Linked DNA regions of Homo sapiens: region 1 is linked to region 2. Evidence: read pairs that join two places in POLR2A ChIA-PET (ENCODE). Cell type or tissue: MCF 10A. All regions are shown on one strand.

The links. ChIA-PET counts read pairs that join two places held together with the same protein. Peaks named below come from ENCODE experiments on the same cell type or tissue, not always from the same donor. Only the 100,000 strongest peaks of a DNase experiment are listed, where the experiment ranks them.
Region 1: POLR2A ChIA-PET joins it to region 2 with 5 read pairs; 2 of 35 experiments call an interaction of 5 or more read pairs at or near these places.

Annotation. Positions count from the first base shown.
Region 1 is chr17:69,998,725-70,002,724 of GRCh38, forward strand. All of the region lies in intron 1 of LOC105371881 (a long non-coding RNA gene), which reads right to left. Among named protein-coding and RNA genes, the nearest start is that of LINC01497, 39 kb to the left of the region's middle. In MCF 10A, no CTCF peak of the experiment used is centred here; no DNase peak of the experiment used is centred here.
Region 2 is chr17:69,777,645-69,781,644 of GRCh38, forward strand. The region is part of intron 3 of LINC01483 (long intergenic non-protein coding RNA 1483); the gene reads left to right. Among named protein-coding and RNA genes, the nearest start is that of LINC01497, 180 kb to the right of the region's middle. In MCF 10A, no CTCF peak of the experiment used is centred here; a DNase peak (open chromatin) is centred at 2,227.

The DNA of each region.
Region 1 (4,000 bases), 220 kb after region 2:
AAAAGGGAGACCAGGATTATAATCCAAAGCCATAAAAATATTTTTGTGTCTAGGAACCTATCGTAAGAAATGCAATAATAGCTAATATGTAACTTTTTCTCTGTGCCAGACCCAGGCCAAGTGCTTCTCATAACTTAAAACAATGTTATTAAGTGAGTACTATTATTTACTTCATTCTACAGACTACCAAAGAGTATCACAGACATTAGTTAATTCATTCGGGATGGAATCAAGATGCTAATTCAGGCTACTGTCTGATAGTGAATTCACTTCTTTTTAGATTTAATAAAGATGCTTGATGTATTCCAAAAAAAAAATGAAATAGTTTTTAACAAGTGACATCTAAGAAAACTTTAAACAGTCTATATTTTTGGTCCTTACAATGTTTTTCAAATGTTTTTGTCCCATGACCATCTGTATGAGAATCACTCAAGTGGATTTGTTAAAAATATAGATTATTGGGTCCTTCCCCTAACTTATTAAATCAAAATTCTGAGATTGGGTAAGAAAATCTGAATTTTTAACAATCATTTTGGTTTATTCCGATGTACATCAAAGTGGAGCATAAATTCTAAAGGGAAAGATTAGATTTCATTAGATGACTAAGTTGGACAACAATTGTAGATGGACAGAATATAGACAAAGGTATGGCAGCTGAAAATATGGCATGCTGGGGATTTGAAAGCAAAAGTTTCCTGGGGTGTGGGGTGCATATAAGGAAGTAGCAAGATATAAGCCTTGAAAAAGTACAGGTCAAACTTCATTGAGCCTTGAGTAAAGTTGTTAGGACTTTGAACTTTCTAGGCTTTATTTGAATTGAACTATTTGGTGTTTGGGGGTAGGAAAATAGCCTATTAAAGCAGAATTTTGGCAAACTTGTCTTGTAGCCATTAAGTTGGTTGGAATGTGGATGGATTGCCAAGTGCTGACATAATTAAGCCTCTTATTTAATGCCTGGATTAATTAATATACATCACCTGATGATACTGAGTACCCAGCTATGAAAAGATTAAAGTAAAATACATTGTGGGAAAACAAAATACAACAAAATTCTGTGTAGACATTTCCTGAGTATAGATGTTGAGAGAGGAGTCCAAAAGACAAGAGCTTGGGTATCTGAGTGTCTGGACCAATGCAGCATCATTTAGTAGGAAGAGATGAATCTGAAGGAGACGCTGGTTTAATGCCAGGTGGTGGAGAATTCATTTTTACAAGTGTTGTGGTACCAGCAAAACACTCGGATCTTCAGGTCTTTAGGCAATTGGGAATTCAAGACTGAATTGAAGGTAAAATGTCACAGCCTGAGGCATAGATTTGGATGTGCTGGTGTTACTGATGGAAGGAGAACACTGAAGGTCAAGGAGCAAATAAAACACTTAGAAGATGAGAGAAACAAATAAAAGAGCAGCGCCTGGGGAACAGATATTGTGGAGAAGAGACTGAGGAAAAAAATGAACATTATTCTCAGTAAGAGCTGGATGAACTTATAGCCTGAAGTGACTCTGGTATAGTCTCATCTTAAATAGGGAAATATATACATAAACATCTTAAAATATTACCAGTGACCAGCATTATTTGTATTTCCAGAGAATTTATGGTTAAAATTAGGATCAAAGAATTTCCTACTATGGTGGTTATAAAGAAAGAAATGGACGTTACGTGTCTTCATAATCCCTCTTTAGATTACAGATCTATAGATCTTTAGATTCTCTATTGAATAATAAATTAAGTAGCGTTTGAACAAACCTAGCAAGCAAAGCACATATATCATTAAAATTATTCGATTCCCAGAGTACCAGTTATACTACTCTCAACCTAAAGGGTTCTCAGCAGTTTGTAACTGGTGACAAAAGCCTCTGCCTGAGTCAGGCACTACTTGAGAACAACTATAAAACATTCAAAAATAAAGTCTCGGCTGGGCGCAGTGGCCTGCAATCCCAGCACTTTGGGAGGCTGAGGCGGGTGGATCACCTGAGGTCAGGAGTTCAAGACCAGCCTGGGCAACATGAAAAACCCCATCTTTACTAAAAGTACAAAAATTAGCCTGGCGTGGTGGCACGTGCCTGTAATCCCAGCTACTCAGGAGGCTGAGGCAGAAGAATTGCTTGAACACAGGAGGCGGGGGTTGCAGTGAGCCAATATCATGCCATTGCACTCCAGCCTGAGCAACAAAAGCAAGACTCCATCTAAATAAATAAATAAATAAATAAATAAAAAATAAAGTCTCATTTTCCTGCATCATGAAGAGTCCTTCTCTGAAAATATCTTATTGCTGAGAACTTCCTTAAATGTGTTCTCAAGTTCAACCTGAAAGCGGAACAAGGTAAAAGTGTTTGTGTGTGTGTGTGTATGTATGTGTGTGTGTGTGTATAAAATATGTATTTATATATGCATACATACATATACATGTATGTATATATGTGCGTGTGTATATATATATATGTGTTGATATATATGTATATTGAAAACAAAAGGGAGGCCAATTTGATAGAAATATCAGAAAGGTCAAGCTCAGATGGCTCCAGCTTTTAACAAGGAGGATTTAGCAAGATCTTTTTCCTTAGAACCAGTTTCCTTTCACTGACTCTGCCTCTGGGCACACAAAAGCGTGCTGCCATGCAATGGGGAGTTAGTGTATTTGTGCATGGGGGTAAGGCTGCCTTTGATAAATATAAAACCCCATCATTATCTCATTTTGGTATCTTCTGAGATTTTCCTAAACAGATGTCATGGAAAATTCACTGGGAAAGAACATAACTTGTTACAAAAGTAACCCACAGATTTTATCTTTCTCTTTTGCCTTAAAAGTTCAAAGTTTGGAGAAAACGACTTAATTGAGATAACTTTAATAAGAAAAAGAACAGAAGGGTAATTCGTGTGGCACTGACTGGGTAGTAGTAAATGAACTGTGTTGGATGGAAATTTAAATATCCTAAACGTCCTGTGATAGTGTGTGGCACTTTAAAAGTATTCCATTTTCTTAAAGTCTTCATCATTCTCATTTTGATTGTTGCTGCGCTTCATGTATTAGGAAAATGCTGCTATGAACAGAATGGTAAGTTTGAGTTCATTTTTCCAAATGATGGCCTGACTTTTAAACGAACTATTTGCGGACTTGATACCAAAAAGGATGCATTTGCAAACAGTGAATTGACTTCAAGTCTATGACAAAGGGTAAAGAGATTGTTATTTGTCTATTAAAGAATCAAATCTTTGACTTTAATCATCATTTAAGTGCTTATTGAACTTGTTACTAAAATAAGGAAGTACTTCTAAAGGCCTGTATACTGACTGGAAAAGAGTTTATGGTAAAGCTACAACCATTAGTATGGAGCAATAAGTAGTCACTTGTGATATGCCTTCAAGATGTGGTTTCTCTCAGAATCCAAGCCTGGGTGATCTTGCAAGGCATCTGAGAATCAGCTTAATAATTTTTCCTTGGAACATTCTAAATAAATGCCCTAACCACTATCCATCTATTATAATGCTTAAAACAAAGATAGTACGAATGAATAGTGAGGATGTGAAGCAACAGGAACTCTTGTATGTTGTTCATGGGAATGCAAAATGGTACAGTCACTTTGGAAAATGGGTTGGCAGTTTCTTATAGAGTCATACATACATTTACCTATGACCCAGCAATTTTACTCTTTGGTATTTACCCAAGAAAAAAGAAAATTTAGTAAAAACTTGTACATGAATGGTTGCAGCAACTATATTCATTACTGCTAAAATCTGGAAACAATCCAAATGTTTTTCAATTGTTGAATGGATAAACAAACCATGAGATATCCATGCAATTAAATTAATTGACTAAGCAACAAGGGTGAATCCCAAATGCTTTCTTCTAAGTGAAACAAAATAGACCCAAGAGGCTACACATATACTGAATAATTCAATTTATATGACATTCTGGAAATGTCAAAAAAATGATGAGGAAGGAGAACAGATCAATGGTTGCCTGGGGTTGGGAATGGAGGACGAGTTGACTGAAAAAGGA
Region 2 (4,000 bases):
TTGCTTCAATTTTATTTTGAACTAATTTTGACTTGGAGAAAAGTTGCAAAAATAGTAAAAAGAGAGTTCTATACCACTTATCCCACTTCCCCTTACGTTAATATCTTGCCTAACCATAGTATAATAATCATAAACAGAAAATTAATGTTGTTTCAGTAATATTAACTAAACCGAAGATTTTATTCAAATTTCACCACTTTTTCACTAATGGCCTTTCTCTGTTTTAAAATTCTGCTTTTACTTTTGGAGGCCGAGGCAGGCAGATAGCTTGAACCCAGGAGTTTGAGACCAGCCAAGACAACACAGCGTGACACTGTCTCTATGAAAAGAAAAAAGTTAGCCAGGTGTGGTGGTGTGTGTCTGTAGTCCCAGCTACTGGGGAGGCTGAGGTGGAAGGATTGCTTAAACCTGGAAAGTGAGCCGTGATCATGCTGTGATCATACCAGCCACTGCATTCCAGCCTGTGTGTCAGAGCAAGACCCTGTCTCAAAAAAAAAAAAAAAAAAAAATTAAATTAGGCCAGGCACTGTGGCTCACGCCTGTAATCCCAGCACTTTGGGAGGCCGAGGCGAGCAGATCATGAGGTCAGGAGTTCAAGACCAACCTGGCCAACATAGTGAAACCCCGTCTCTACTAAAAATACAAAAAAAAATTAGCCAGATGTGGTGGCAGGTGCCTGTAGTCACAGCTACTTGGGAGGCTGAGGCAGGAGAATCACTTGAACCCTGGAGGCAGAGGTTGCAGTGAGCCAAGATCACGCCATTGCACTCCAGCCTGGGCAATACAGCGAGACTCTGTCTCAACAACAACAACAACAACAACAACAACAACAAAATTAAATTAAAATTAAAAAGATTATGGTTTATTTTTGTCATGTCACATTACCATCAGAAATTGTATTGTTGTTTACTTTTATTTGTTAATTTTCCATTTTCTCACCAGCATATAATCTCTGTAAAGGTAACAAATTTATTTCTTGTCACTAGGCCCTCAATGTTCAGGAAATTGTCTAGCATAGAGAAGGTGCTAAATATTTGTTGAAGAAAGGAATGGATAAATGCTCCTAGAAGGCAGGGCTGATATGGCCTGCATGTTGTTTATTCATGAATTTTGAAAAGAAGCACATGCCCATGGAAGAGTTAAAAAGGGAATGATGCTGGGAAGGATAATTTTTTCCTTTTGTTAGCTGATTACTTCTCTACTATTATGGGATGCTTTCGTGTCCATCAAATATTTAGCAAAAGGTGATGAAAGGTGGGAATGTTCTAGCAGATTCTGGGTGCCTGGAATCTACCAATCAATGGTAGAATGAAATGCGAACGGTAACTCAAATTGCAACTTAAAGCATCTGCTTAAAAAGCCCCACAAAAACTTGAAGAGATTGCCAATGCAATGGAAGAAAAATGGCTTCTGGGAATAAAATGTTGTAATCTGTCTTTAGCTACTCCTATGATCAAGTGTAAAATTTGGATATCTGCATGTAAACATGTGTTGATTCACAATTAGAAAAAGAGATTCAACATTTTAAACTAACCTGATAACAATTTTTCTATAAAACACCACTTAGACAATTTTTGCTTTGTCTGAATAATGCGTACTAGCTATTGTAAGTTATCAATCTTGGAATTTTCACCCCCTCCAACAAGCTCCTCAAAACTATGATCTCTTATAATGTTGCCAAGCCTTTTCAGATGATTCTCTGGCTTAAATTTGATATTTGCTTATTATGGAGTAGAAAAAGTCATCTGAAATTTGATCATGACTTCTGGGAAATGGAGTCTTTTTCTTTTCATCTTATTTTCTGTAAGTTAAAGAAAATGGAAAACTTTCTATGTGTAAGTGATACCATTAAATGTGATTTACATTCAGAAAGACAGCTCTTGATGGTATAAACTGCGTTGGCCTTTGTACAGAAAGACACAGAGGAACAAAACAATGAGCGCCTCTCCATAAATAAGATATATCAGAGTTATAATGGATAAGTTTACTTTTCTTCACTAGGAAAACATGAATCACTTTATAAATCTCTTTTTTAAATCATATCAAATTTAAGGTTTCTTTCTCTTGGGTTAGAAGAAGAATTTTAGCTATTTCCTATGCGAAAAAGGAATTATTTGTTTAACTACTCAGTTAGTTTGTCCAGTCAGGCTTTTGTTACGTAAAGAAGGTTACCCAAAGTTAAAGTGTGAAGCAACTTGTACTATTGTTTGTGTTAGTCACGATTCTCCAGAGAAACAGAACCAATAGGATCTATGCATATCTATGAGGAGATTTCTTTTGAGAATTAACTCATGTGACTACAGAGGCCTAGAAGTCCCACCTTCTACCGTCTGCAAATTGGAGAACCAGGAGAACCAGTGGTGTAATCCAGCCTGATTTCGAAGGCCTGAGAACGTGGGGAGCCAAGGATGTAACTTTTAGTGTGAGGTCAAAGCCCTGAGAACTGGTGGGACCATTGCTATTAAGTTCCAGAGTCCAGAGACCTGAGAACCTGAAGCCCTGATTTCTGAAGTCAAGAAAAAACAACATCCCAGATGAAGATGAGAGAGAGAGAGAATTTGCCCTTCCTCTGTCTTTTGTTCTATTTGAGTCCTCAACAATTGGATGCTGCTAATTTGCATCGTTAGGGGGCAGATCTTCTTTACCCAGTCTGCTGATTGAAATGCCAATCTCACAAACATCCAGAAATAATGTTGTATTAGCTATGAGTATTTCTTAACCCAGTCAAGTTGACAAAAATCAGCCATCACATGGTTTATTCCAGTGTATTGATAGTAATGGATTGAATTCCAGTGTGTTGATTCTAATGTATTGTTCCAATGTGTTGATTCACAATAAGAAAAAGAGATTAGTTTTAAAAGAATGTGAGAAAATGCTTTACTAAACGTCACTTAATTTGATAATTTTTGCTTTGCCTGAAGAATGCATAAAAGTTATTGTAAGTTATTGAACCCATTGTTTCCACCCCCTCCAACAAGCTCCTCAGCCTTGTCTATTCGCCCATGCTTCTAAGCAGGGTGGATGTGATGGATAGGGTGGGTCAAGAGTCAATACAAATTATTGGGTTCAGTGGATTGGAGGTGGGGATTCAAGCAAATCTTTTAAAATTTTTAGGTAGGTTGTCCTTGCTAGGGGTTCCCCAAATGTTTCTGCCAAAAGAAAACCCATATTTGTTGCCCAGTTCTGTGGCTCTAAATGGCCCCAGCTTTTGGAATCAGCCTTGGTTTTGTCCTTTGTCATGTCAGCATCTATTTTTGTCTATTCAACTTTCAAAATATCTATCCAGATTCTGATGTCTTCTGCCTCTCTCCTCGCCACTTGCTCCAAGCCTGTGCTTCCAAATTTGCCCAGTGAGAAGAATCACTTGAGAAACTTATTGAATACATGAATTGCTGAGCTCCATCTCAAGCGTATTGAATCCAAATTTTTTCAAATGTTGCAAGTCTTGTATTTTTTATTTGTCTATTTTTTAAATGGATAATATTTTAAAGGACAAATTATAGTTGCTCACATTTATGGAGCAACAATACAATATTTTGATAAATGTATACAATGTGGAATGATTAAATCAAAGTTTGTAAAGGGTCCAAGGTGACCCTTGTCAAGCAAGTATGAGATTTGCAGAAATCCACTGTCATTTTTCCTACCTGGCTTGTTGCAAAAATCTTCTAATCGATCTTCCAGCTTCAGCTCTGGTCCATTTTCTAAATGGCAATCAAAGGGGTCCTAATAAAAAGCTAGGTCATTTCTGTGTAGAATGTTACTGAGATTGCATTGAATCCATAGATCACTGGGTAGTACATATATTTTAACAATGTTAATTCTTCCAGGCCAAGAACACAGATTGTCTTCCATTTATTTATATCCTCTTCAGTTTCTTTCATTAAGGTTTTACAGTTTTCATTGCAGGTTATTTTTCACATCTTTGGTTAAATTTATTTCTAGGTATCTTTTTTTGGTAGCCATCGTAAATGGAATTGCTTTCTGTTTCTTTTTCAGA